Regions from separate parts of the Homo sapiens genome. Here region 1 is linked to region 2. Evidence: read pairs that join two places in POLR2A ChIA-PET (ENCODE). Cell type or tissue: MCF 10A. All regions are shown on one strand.

Region 1 (2,500 bases), 110 kb after region 2:
GCAAATTTCCCATTGATTAGCTCTGAGACCTTTGGGCATGTCATTTAACCTAACTGCGTTTCCATTCTCTCCAATTCTAAATTCTCTTTCCAAACAGCCTTCAAAGATTATAGAGAACTGTAATTAGCATATCAAGTACCAGCCTAATTCATGCCAGCTCCTGCTGTCCCTGCAATCGTGAGGCTGATATGCAAATGTCCAAGTCCCTGAATAAAGCCACCTCGCTCAACTAAGAAAACAGTGTCCCTGGTCTTGCTGACACTCTACATTTCCTTAGCAAACCTCTGTGCACTGAGAACACATAAGTACACTTCTCAGCAGCCCCGAAGGAACCAATAAGGTTGACACAATGCAGTTTGAATTTCCAGTGCTTTTCTTTGCATTCTGTGATGGGAACCGAAATGACCCTACACATGAGTAGTATCTCACCTTTCTGTAAGATGTGTGTGTTCTTTGGGAGTAAGGCAGTGGAAACTAATTCTTCTATTTGAATGGACCATTGCAACTAGCCACCATAGCCATTGAAAGCTTTTTTTTTTTTTTTTGAGATGGAATTTTGCTCTTTTACCCAGGCTGGAGTGCAATGGCGTGATCTCAGCTCACTGCAGCCTCCAACCTCCACCTCCCAGGTTCAAGTGATTCTCCTGCCTCAGCCTCCCGAGTAGCTGGGATTACAGGCAAGTGCCACCACACCCGGCTAATTTTGAATTTTTAGTAGAGACAGGGTTTCATCATGTTGGTCAGGCTGGTCTCGAACTCCTGACCCCAGGTGAGCCACCCACCTTGGCCTCCCAAAGTGCTGGGATTATAGGCGTGAGCCACCGCGCCCGGCCCATTTAAAGGTTTTTTAAACTGAAAGGGAATTTTAAGTGTCCTGAAATCACCATTAAGATGTGTATATGTGTGTGTGCGTGCGAGGCCAACGGGAATCTACAGTCAGGAAGGGCTGATTGCCTGGGTTTTAGGATCTGCTAGCCAACTCCCCTTGCCACCCAAACATCTGCACCAGCCCTAGTTAAAGCTCATTCATCCAGCAAATACATTTTGCCAAACACAGAGAACACAAAGATGACTAATCATTGCTTTGGCCCTCAAAGAGTCTCATTAAGGAGCCAGTCTAGAAGCAAGGATAACAGTATCGTGCTGCGTCGGAGGAGTTGGAGCTGCCCTGGGGCACAGAGGAAAGAGAAAGCAGTTTTCCCCTGAGGAAGACGGGAGGGGCTGGTGAGGAATGATCTAGTAAGGAGTGGCCATTTTTTTCCTTCTTAAAATGTGTGTTCCTCCAATTATGAGGGCTTCTTCCCTGCTTCTCATCCTAAAGAAAGATGCTAGCTCTTGCCATCTGTCAAGTTTTCAGGCCTCCTGTCTGGGGACAGGACATTGTCCCCGAGCTAAACGTGTCAGCAGGAGATCAGCTTGGCTAACAACTGCAAGCAAATCTGAGTCCTGCTGACTTGCTCGGGCACGTTCGCTGTGAGGAGTGCTCATGTTCACCTCCTCATTAAACTCCTTCTGGACGGGGAACCAGGCCAGCCAACAGTGTAGGGTTATCGCAGGGCCAGTGGAGCCACAGTTGGGCCTGTTGTCTGAACAAAGCTCCACAGTCCACAGTGGAAACAGTGGGAGGCTTTTCACCGGGTCACTGTCTAAGCCCCTCTCAAGGGGATCATTTATTTATTGAAGAGAGGCCACTTTGAGCCAAGAAGAATATGGAAAACTGGCATGTGGATATGTCCCCACAGGATTAACAAAAATTGCGTGCTGGGTTCTGGACAGAAATATACTTATAATCAGCATCAGGCAGGCTGCACTCCGGCCCACTGCCTTATTGCTGAAAGTCATGAAGCCGTAGACCCTGACCCATAGGTCTCCCTATTGTTTCTGAGATTTCTGACACAGGGTCAGAAGACTGTGTGAGAATTAATTTGCCTCCCCATTGTTCTTATAGACATGATCGCTGACATTAGAAGCATGAGGACTTTGTTTAACTTAAGATGTTTTTCAGACCCTGAGTTCCAGCACCCAGTTTGAAGACCCCACAGAGGAAGGGATCAGCCTGAAAACACAGCTACTTCCTCTCCCTGTCCGACGACTTCACCCTGCACTATCCCACCAACGAGCTCCATGTCTTGGCCCACTCCAAACCCTTAAAAACCCTGGCCCCAAACTCCTTGGGGAGGTGGATTTGAGGTTCCCTCCCATCTCCTTGTTCAGTGACCCTATGATTCAACCTCTTTCTCTGCTGCAACCTGGTGGTCTTAGCGGATTGACGTGCTGTGTGCATCGCGCAAGGAGCCTGTTCTGGTTACACCCTTCACTCCTGTACAACCCAACCCAAGCTCAGTCTTTAGAGGAATCCAACAAGCACTATGTGAGCTTCAGTGTCCCGAGTACAGAGGTTCTTAAATGTCATGCATGTCAGCATCACCTGGATCTCACACTGTGGGGTCCCACCTACAGAGTTTCCTATTCAGTTGTTCGATCGTGACCAGAGAATTTG
Region 2 (2,500 bases):
CTGCCCTCTGGCCAAGAGTCTGCCCGGTGATCCTGTCCAGGAGGGCTCTGGGCTGTGGTCTCCACAAATGCCACTGAGAGCTTCCCAAGAATGAATGTGGATCCGGGAAAGAATAAATGAGGCACATATTTAACAAGCTGTAAACACAGTTATCAGCCCAAAGGCTTAGGAAACCAGGGCAAGTCTGATGAAAATCAGGTGGCCATTAGGGAAGAGACTTATTTGTGAGGTCCCAGGCTTAGTTACGCACTTTGGAAGGCCTGTGGCAAACTGCAGGCCATGGTTAACTCTGGGAGGTAGGATGGGGCAAGGAGAGTCCTTTCATCAAGCACCCATCTGCACATGTGAATTTTTACCTCACGCAGGGGCTACTTAAAGAGTGACAGAACAACTGCCACCACAAGTACACGGCAAAGATAAAACGCTTCAGATCCTAAGCTCTGGTCTGGTTCCTCTTACAGAAAGAGTAGCACGCCTTATAGGGGAGGCCTCCCAGTTGCAGGATAAACTGAAGAATGAATCACGGTATGACGTACAAAATTGAAATGTAAATACCATCTAGGCTCAAGATAACTTTCTAATTAAAAAAAAAAAAAAAGTCAGGCAGATCACAGTTCTGATGTGAGGCCTCCTCTGGCAAGGGTGCTCTTTCTGGAAGTTTTTCATCTTGGGCAAGCAAAGGTGGGCAGCCTGCATGGCCAGAAAGGAAGACTGCTGGGGCCTGGGAGAGCCACAGCCCCGGAAGCCCAGGGAGCCAAGGGCTCTCTGTCTGCAGGAGAAAGGCTGACTTCTCAGGCAGCCCCCGAAGGCCCTAACGCAGCACAGAAGCCCCGACAAGGAGCAGAGGTCCAGGGAAGTGGAGTCTACTCAGTCCTGAGGCTGGACTGGATGAGGCTCTTCAGTGGCCTGTAGCAGGTGAAGACTTAAATATGAAACACAATTCCTTCAGCTCTTGCTATGAATTTTATATTAAGTTCTTCACACTTTTTTTTTTTTTTACTTAGTTGTTTTACTAAATGATAATTAGGTCACATCCCTGAATGAAAAAGTAACTTCTTTTCAAATCAGTTAATCCAAGTAGGGAAAACAAGCTGTTGGCACCCCAGGGCCATCATTCCCACACCATTAATCACCTTGTGTGAAGTAGCTGGATTCCAGGAATTACTAATCAGCATGAAATGCATAAACAGCCTTAGGAATGCTGGCCTCAAATGCTTAACGCAGTGGCGTGAGTCTTGGAGCTCAAGGAAAACTGTAAGATTCCCTCTTGCGTGTGCGCAGCCTCTGCTCTTCAGGATGGCTGGGGAAACTGAAAGCATTCACTGTGGCTCTAAAGCGCCCAGGTCATGACTGCGAGCTCACGTGGCTGAAGACAGGGAAACAGGGAATGTCTGCGGAGCCAAATGTTTGCCAACCTGATGATTTGTTATGAGCCATCCCAAGGTTGATCGGTATATGCAGTTTTTTTTAAACCTCTGTGGACGTGATAAATGTTGCCATCTACTTGAGTTCAATTGTGAGAACGTTCCATATGTCACAAAGCAAAGACCAAGGCCTGAGGAATACTGTGACTGAGAACTTGTCCTTGGGAAAACGGCTTGGCTAGGTTTCCCATGCTACTAATCGCCTTGCGAGGTGCTCGGCGTTTCGGGAACGGCCCGGCTCTGTGCAGCTCTGTGAGACACGTACCCTGGCTCTTGCATCCCAGCTGCCTGGCTAATACTCATGCCAGTCACAGAGAGGCAAATCCTCTAACCGGGAATGTTCCCTCCCAGAGAACCAGCTGTCGTTACAGTAGAGCTCGTCCATCTTCCGTCCTTGGACAGACAGAGGGTTGTGCATGCGTTAGTGAGCTCCTTACTCACTACTGTGAACACTGGCCCACTTGGCAGACCTGGGTCTGAGTGTCTGGACCCCACCCCGCCACGTGCTTCTATCACACATGGCCCGCAGTGGAAGCTCACGGGTCCATCTCCACTTTCGTGGGTAATCGCTAAAAACTAGTGTTGGAAGAAGCAGGAGGCAAAGGGAAATGACAATAAAATATGCTGAATGTAAGGTTCCAGCTGAGTGACTTCACGTTATTTTCCACCCTGACAGTAACATTTTCTATGACTGTTGTTTAGAAAACCAGATGTGCGAGGTTTTCTCCTTGTCCAGAGCATCTGCGTGAATGCGTGGGAAACACGTTTTCTTAGACGCAGCAGGTTTGTGGCGAGGTGGGAACAGTGGCCATCAGTGGCAATATTATGGGAGGTAAGCACAGATGCTTTATGGGATTGAATGACAACATTTCTTTTCAAAAAGTAAAATTAGTAGATTGTAAAGCATTATTTGCAAAGTAGCATTTTCATTTCTAACTAGATTATTGCTGGAAAACTCATTCCATGACCTAAATTCTCCCCATGGACACTGGCATAATGGCATACTTTCTGATGGCTGTGAATAAAAGTTCCTTTGCAAGTATCATCTCCTCCTTGAGTCATGTTATTCAGGGAGA

Evidence for each region. ChIA-PET counts read pairs that join two places held together with the same protein. Peaks named below come from ENCODE experiments on the same cell type or tissue, not always from the same donor. Only the 100,000 strongest peaks of a DNase experiment are listed, where the experiment ranks them.
Region 1: POLR2A ChIA-PET joins it to region 2 with 12 read pairs; 4 of 35 experiments call an interaction of 5 or more read pairs at or near these places.

Annotation. Positions count from the first base shown.
Region 1 is chr18:8,684,454-8,686,953 of GRCh38, reverse strand. No RefSeq gene overlaps it. Among named protein-coding and RNA genes, the nearest start is that of MTCL1, 20 kb to the left of the region's middle. In MCF 10A, no CTCF peak of the experiment used is centred here; DNase peaks (open chromatin) are centred at 1,133 and 1,463.
Region 2 is chr18:8,799,411-8,801,910 of GRCh38, reverse strand. All of the region lies in intron 9 of MTCL1 (microtubule crosslinking factor 1), which reads right to left. Among named protein-coding and RNA genes, the nearest start is that of GACAT2, 93 kb to the right of the region's middle. RefSeq lists an enhancer at 534-1,733. In MCF 10A, no CTCF peak of the experiment used is centred here; DNase peaks (open chromatin) are centred at 500 and 1,200.